Regions from separate parts of the Mus musculus genome. Here region 2 is linked to region 1. The links are chromatin contacts, found by Hi-C or POLR2A ChIA-PET in ENCODE. All regions are on one chromosome and are shown on one strand. Each heading gives the region's core, a stretch centred on a gene start or an enhancer-like site at or near the end of the contact. The rest is flanking DNA. Distances are from core to core; before and after follow the strand shown.

Region 1 (3,624 bases), core at 530-3,029:
ACACTCATCAGAAACTGACTCCTAGAGCCTCCCTCCCACTCCTCTATCCCCCACCCCACCCCCATCAGACCAGCTTTCCCGTAGAGGGCAGTAGGTCTGGTGTTGGCTAGTTACTGTTTGTGGCAGGAAAGTAAAATGACACCGTAGATGGTAGAACAGTAAATAGGCAGAGACCCACCACAGAGGCAGTGAATGTCCGTTTCATCACTTTCCTGCTCTGTAAACTGATGGTGATAGTTTTCTCACTGGTACATCTGAAACTTGAATAAGATATGTTCTAAAGGAGCAGGCACACATGCAGTAAGACTCAGTAACCATGAGTCCTGCATCCTTGTCAAGCTTTCGACAGCATCGTCACCAGCATCTACCAGCTCTGCCCATAGGCACAGAAGACCTTGTAGAGAAAGGGGATTAGGAGGAGCCAATCTGGAGCTGAGGAAGTTACTACCGAAGCAGTGCAGGGGGCAGGTGCTAAAGGCTGTGGCAGTGCCAGGGTGGTGCGCCCACAGTGCATTCTGTCACAGAGAGTGAGCAGGCACGTGGAAGTGAGGTGTGTATGCGCCCGACAGAATGTGGTAGCTGATTGAAAATGGGGGAGGAGCTAGAGGGGAATATGACTGCTAATTCTTTTGAGTGTCTAGAAGCAGTTGCTAGCTGCTTGGTCAGGGAGAGGTGGAAGAGAGGAGAGTGGCCAGCAGGGGTTCTGAGAGTCTGAGATCATAGCCATAGAGCCCCTTGAAAACAGCCAAGGTGCAGGCTGTGCCCTTAGAAGGTGACTGAGCCAGCCATGAGAATTGTGTGGCTATGAGGATAGAGCTGGGCAGCTGTCGCTGAGGCACAGTTCTGCAGAGGCCAGCAGGACAGAGCCTTGGCCTGGCATAAGCTCTCTTCACTCACCATAAAGCCTCGGCACCTGACTCAGAGCCCCTTGCTGTCAGCTCCAAGCAGCTTCTTGTTCAGCAGTTACTGCACTCAAGTACAAGACCTGTGGGAAGCAGCCTAAACCACACCCAAGACGAGAGGCGCTGCAGTCACAGAGCCAGTGTCAAACGCAAGGCCAACCTGGAAACCGATTAGAACTCACTCGGTTCTGCTCACAGCTTACTCTGTAGGTTTCTGATTCAGCATGAAGTGGTGTCATTTCCCATGAAGCACTGTTTAAAAAATGTGTGTGACACATCCTGTTAGAGAACGGTGTCTCTCTCCTGTTCCAATTATGTTAGGTTACTGGAGTCCCAGGCACACTGTGTTACTTACTGGGTACCATCTGAACTTCCCAGCATGCTTCAGACCCTGGCGGCCTGTCCACTGGACCCAAGTGGAGTGGGCTTGTGGGGCTTTTCACCCTAGTATACTGTTAGAGTCATTTCCTAAAACCGAGGGAGGTCGTAAGCTATTATCTCTCAAATAAAGCTGCCTGCTCGTTTTCATGTTAATGAACTGTGGCTGACTGTGACCCCCACCAATTGTTTTGGTTTTCTGAATCTTTAGGGAATTCTAAGCTCATCAGATGAAGTGAAGAGAAATGTGTGATGTCAAAGCAGAATCACTTACCAACAAATAACTGAGCCTCTCAGCCGGGTTCTTTATCTCTAAAGTAAAAATGACATCAACTCAAAATTCCAGTGACCCTAGAGCCTACAGGGGATTCCTTCCAGATCTGTACTGTCCCATTTCTTGGCTGTGAAGAAGACCGGGAGATAGCTCAGCTCAGTGAGGGTTCAGCTCATCCCCAGAATTCACATCAAAGTGCCAAGTGTGATAGCTCACTTGTATCCCGGCACTGGGAGAGGGAGGGAGATGAAAGGCAGGCAGGCCCCTGAGGTCAGTGAGGCCAGCCAGACTAGTGGCTGTTTAGCAAGAATTAGGCCAGTGAAAGAGTCTGTCAGAAATAAATAACTAGTACAGTGGACCCTGAGGAGAACGACAGGGATGACCTCTGACTCCCACAGCATATACACATGTGCACAGCTGCACACAGGCGGGCAGAAGCACAGGCCTGACAGGAAGTTTGCTGGTGTACAGTGTGAACTCACAGCTGTGGGGCCCTTATGGCAAACAGTCATCATGTGTACCTCACTGTTTTGTGACACATCACCCTGGACTTGGAGGCGATGGGACACAGTTACTCTCTGAGTGTAACTATGTCAGGAATCTACCCAGCTCTAATGCCAGAGGTATCTGTCTATACAGCTGCTTCCTAGAGCTTATGGGCCAAACCTTGATATTCTTAGGACCCAAATCTGCATCTCTCCATACTCAGCATTGTGTGATCCTGAGCTGAGGCTGAGGCCCCGAATCCCCGATGCCCCTGGGACCCTCTGCACCCTGAGACCTCTCCTTAGCATAGACTCGCAATAAGGAATGCTCTGCCCTGTGGCTGACCCAGGCACAGGACCAGCCTCTCCTTCCAGGTCTGTGAGTCTGAGCCCTTCCTGGGGATGAGTTGATGATGTTGAAGGTGTTGCCACACCTGACTTGCTCACCAGGATGTCCTGGGGATTATGGCCTAACGCTTGGGTAGTGTTGTTTCTCGGAGCAGGAATGCCCTGATTCAAGCCCGTGGCATCATGGCCTTTTCTTACCCTTTTTAGTTTAAAAACTTGTTCGTTTCTGTGGGGTGGGGTGGGGTGGGAAACAAGGCTGTGCCCTGGTTCCTGTCCTGCCTCTCCTCCAGGAAGTCTCTCAAAGGTTCTCGCATGCTCTTCAGTGTTGTTCTCACCATGTCTCTGGTTGAGCCGCCTTGTGTGAGGAGACAGGACTGGTTAACTGTGGTCTAGAACAGCAAGTGCTGCGTGATGAGACCTGGAGCACAATCCTTTGCCCGTGGCATTCAGTGGCCTTGATTTTCACTGTGCCAGGATGCCTGCAGACAGACAAGAACTCCACGTTCATCTGTTTGCAGGAAAAGCCTTGTGCCGTCACCTGGACAGTGTCAGCACTAGGGGAGCCGACTGCTAGGCCTTTGCCGCTCTTTTGGAGATGTCTCACTATATAGCCTAGCCTAGCCTAGAACTTTCTGTGTAGCTCAGTCTTGCCTCAGCCTCGGGTGCTGGGATTGTAGGCATATACACTTGTCTTGGCTCTTCCATTTTCCAGTTTGTATCTTTGTTGTCGGGTCACCTCGCTCCCCTCGGATACTTGATTTATATCCCTGTTCCCAGAGCCTGTCTCTGCATGACACAGACATCACCAGGCTCCATCCCATCCCATCAACATGAGTGTGGGCGCCTCCTCTGCAGCTCAGTGGTGTGGTTAATTCCGTCAGCCATTCTCAGAATGCCCTCATTTACTGACTAAAGCCACTGATGTCATCAGGAAGTCCTCCCCCCTCACTCTCCACTTCCCTCTCCACTGCTTATTCACTGTCTGGCAGAAGGAGGTAGACGCTGTTCTCAGGAGTCCACTGCACCCAAGGTCTGGTCGTCAGGGACGGGGCTCGGGGCTCGCCTCTCAGGGAGGTTCACTCCAGAAGCCCCCTGTTGTGCACGTCCATGTCTGGGAAGCCTAGGGGATGACAGTCTCCGTTTCTAAAGTCTGGAATGTGTGGATGTCTCCATCACCATCTCATACTTAGGAATTCCAAAGTACATCGGTCGAGCTGGGGTGAGCAGGTGGGGGGCT
Region 2 (3,701 bases), core at 110-2,609, 48 kb before region 1:
GACTTGGATGCTAAAGTGTCTGATCATAGGGGGATGCAGTCTTCTCTTTGTAGCCGAATGAAATTTTCCAGGAGACCTTTTGAGCTGCCAGTTGACAGCCCTATATGACATGTCTGTTGGGCTCCTTTGGCACTCATGGCAACAAGAAACAAACCCTGCAGTTTTAAATAAGCAGTTAGAGAGCTCAGAGCAGGTGGTCATAACTCAGTATGAAGCCACCAAACACCTCATCTTCCTGACTGACACCTTTCTAAATTCTCCCAAAGACCTCAGAATACCTCCCTCTCTCAACAGCGACAGGCTTGGCATTGTTAGTGAAGGAGGCCCATGGCCTTCTTGGACCTCTCTGCAGGTCCCACAGGCTGGACTTACAAAGAGTCTTTTGACCAGGCAGCGGTGTAAGTGACTTTATGGAAGACAAGCCAGCGCTTGTTTCCTCTCTGTGCTGTAAGGGTTAAGAGTCATCACTGTGGTCACCAAGGTCAGACACCAGCTCTCAGTGTGCTGGTTCCAGCCACAGATGTGTTTGGGTTGGCCAGGGGAGTTGTATACACATGTATCTTCGGTTGCAACATACACCAGTTAGAAGGGTTCCCATCAGAATCAGCATTTCCAGCTTCTTTTAGTACTGTCTCTGACAGCACAGGCTGCCGTGTAGAGGCTGTCTGCCTCAGTGACATGGAGGTCCCTCATTGACCCTTCTACCTTGACGTAGCTTCAGCCTGGCCTACTTCCTGGATGCAGGTTTAACAGTGTTCCTACAGAGTCCTGTGCCATTTTCTCTACAATAAAAGTGAAAAGTACAAATTCTCCTCATCACACTCCTGACCTAATTTTAACAAGTTGCCAAATACTGAGTCTCAGGCCTACAGTGTGCTTTAAGATATAATTCCTAAGGGCAGCATTCTTTGATCAATCCTCTTGTAAAGTCACACAGTTGAAGACGATCCCTACCTGCTGGTGTTTCTGTGTCACAGCTCTTCTCCCTCTGCCCCATGGTTCCCAGCAGTGTACATGCTAAACATATCCTTAGTTGTCCCCTTTTGGCTGCTCATAGGTTTGAAGCTAGGCTGTCTGTGGGGAAGGGAGTGTGGAGCTGCAGAGGGGAAACGAGATACCTGTTTGGCTTCCACTGGCTTGAAAACTGAGTCATGAGTCCATAGTACAGAGGTAATGTGAACAAGTCTTTGCAAATCACTGCATCAGTAAGCCGTTTGCCCCCACCCCTTACACACCCTTTTCTCACCCGTTGTATGGCCAGCCCCTCTCTTGGTTCCATTTAGACTACCTAACCTCCGTTGGCAAAATCTGCCCTTTTCCTACCACCTCATTATTCTCTGGCCACCTGCCAACCACGTGAGGGCGATTTGAACACTGCTGAAAGCAGGCCAGCACATGGAGTCCTTAGAGACGCTGTCATGTAGTCATGACCGTGAGGAAGCATGTCTCCTGGAACTGTGGGTCACGTCACTCCACCGTTGTCATATTTCACTTTACCATCGCAGGGGTTTTGTGCATTTCTTCCAATTCCCATGACTCTGGTTTCACATGAGGTCGTGGACTTCTCAATCAAAAAGTTGCTCATAGCTTTGGTAGGTCTGAAATTTCAGAGTATTGAGCAAGGCCCGCATTGTGCTAGAACATGATCTAATAAGATTGGACTGTCAAAACAAGAAGCAGCAGTCTGGCTAAAAGGTTTTTAAGCAGGAAATCTGTCCTGTGAGAACCTCCAAAAGATGATAAACATGTAGGCTGGGGGCCGATTTCATTTTCATCTCTACCATGAACTTAAGCAGACTGAAGTAGAGGCAGAAACCGTAGATGCTATCTTTTGGTTGGGAAACTAATTGGTTGTGTAATTAGCTGTGTGAAACATCAGGAAAATATGTGAACCATTTTGTTAGGACCCTACAGAGTACTTGGGACAGAGCCCCAAAATGTCAAGTAGAGACGATGCGTCACTCAGAGTGCAGTCGGAGAGCAGGGAGTTCCTTTCCAGCCCACCAACCGTGAGAGGCGGCAAGTTATGTAACCTTTTCCGCTCCTTGGTCTTTTCATCCCTGACATGAGAATTGGGACATTATAAGATGTTCACGGGGGATAAAAGGAATAATCTGGAGCAGTGCCTGGAGCTGGAGGAGTGGCCAGTAAGCGAGAGCAGTGACTGGTAGGTACATCGCAAGTATGCTTGTGCATTCTGATCTCAGCACAGTTTCCAAAAGAAGATCGGCTGGTATCTTAGTTTTCTGCTCTTTGTGGCTCCTCACTAGTGGAACCCTGTGAAGGGAAACATCTTGTCATTCTCTGCACCATTCTCTTGTCAAGAGCACATCTCAGTGAAGGCTCAGGTCAGGATGGCCCTGGCGATGAGTCACTGTAGTTCACTTTGGCCTCCTCCTGAAGCCCACTTTTATAATTTTCCAGTTCAATTATTAAGACACTGAATATCTGCATCATACTACTGCTGGATTGCAATGTAACCACTAACCAAGCATGTTTATGCAATGCCTTATGTGTAATCACTTATAATAAAAGTAAAAGCCGGGTGTGGTGGTGCACGCATTTAATCCCAGCACTTGGGAGGCAGAGGCAGGTGGATTTCTGAGTTCGAAGCCAGCCTGGTCTACAAAGTGAGTTCCAGACCAGCCAGGGCTATACAGAGAAACCCTGTCTCGAAAAACCATTAAAAAATAAAAAATAAAAATAAATAAATAAAAGTAAAGAGTATGGCTTAGTGATGGCTTCATATTGGCTAAAGGGGAAAGCCCGCGCCGTCTCTCAGCATGTTAGATTAATCCCTGCAGTGGAAACTAGATTGATTCTGACAGAGTAGCTGGAAGTCTAGTCAGCTGCCTGCTTGCTTCCTCCTTGCTGCCGTTGTGTAATGGGCAAAGGTGTGCTCTGGGGACCACTGAGGCATTTGGTTTTGCCCCTGGCAGAGGACTTGGATCTGATTCCCAGCAGCAGCAGCCGCAGCAGCAGCAGCAAAAGCGGCAATCCCTTTCCTCTGCCGAGTCATTGCCAGCTAAGGAAACAACTGTCCTCAAGTGCTGCGTGGGATCAGACACCAGAGAGAAAGAAATCCCGTTAGCTCATTTAATTAATTGTTTTACTTAAAACCCAAGCTGGGAAGAAGGAAAAGAAATCTCAGTCTGTGAAGTCCTTCATTGCAAATGCGGGGACCAGTATCGGGTCCCCAGCTCCCATGTAGTCAGACATGGTGGCACAAGCTTAGGGTCCCAGTGCTGAAGGGGTAGAAATGTGATCTTTCAAGCTCAGTTGTCAGGCTGCCCTATGCCAAGAACATCACACCGAAGTCTATCTCCTGGCCTCTGCAAACATGGACACTCCGCCCTCACACAGGCATATACCAGCACACGCAAATGTGCACGTATACACAATACATATAAGTAAAAAATAAGGCCCAGGGGCAGTTGGGACCAGATCACACCTTTAATCCCAGCAATGGAGAGACAGAGGCCGGTATTCTCTGCGATTTTGAGGCTAGCCTTGTCTACATAGGGTATTCCAAGACAGAGTTACATGGTGAGACCCTGTGTTTAAAAGAAAAGAAAGGAAGGAAAAGAAAGAAGAAATTAAAAGGAAGCCCCAAATCAGTATAAAATCCGAGAATTTATGTTTCAGTTTCCTTATCTAGCTCTCCAAAGAAAAGGGTCCCACTGTCGTCGTCCCCCCCCCCT

Evidence for each region. A loop is a pair of places that touch in the nucleus more often than their neighbours do. ChIA-PET counts read pairs that join two places held with the same protein, here RNA polymerase II (POLR2A).
Region 2: POLR2A ChIA-PET joins it to region 1 with 58 read pairs in Patski. The contact joins two enhancer-like sites. A Hi-C loop is called at or near these places in 2 of 37 maps with a recorded cell type or tissue (CH12.LX and T-helper 1 cell). POLR2A ChIA-PET finds 5 or more read pairs at or near these places in 2 of 5 experiments (Patski and embryonic stem cell).

Annotation. Positions count from the first base shown.
Region 1 is chr15:59,595,757-59,599,380 of GRCm38, forward strand. The region is part of intron 6 of Nsmce2 (NSE2/MMS21 homolog, SMC5-SMC6 complex SUMO ligase); the gene reads left to right. Among named protein-coding and RNA genes, the nearest start is that of Gm36677, 21 kb to the right of the region's middle. Within about 2 kb of position 1,780, at least 1 of the 3 ENCODE cell types and tissues checked has a DNase peak (open chromatin) inside an H3K27ac peak, as active enhancers do.
Region 2 is chr15:59,548,628-59,552,328 of GRCm38, forward strand. All of the region lies in intron 4 of Nsmce2 (NSE2/MMS21 homolog, SMC5-SMC6 complex SUMO ligase), which reads left to right. Among named protein-coding and RNA genes, the nearest start is that of Gm36677, 68 kb to the right of the region's middle. Within about 2 kb of position 1,360, at least 1 of the 3 ENCODE cell types and tissues checked has a DNase peak (open chromatin) inside an H3K27ac peak, as active enhancers do.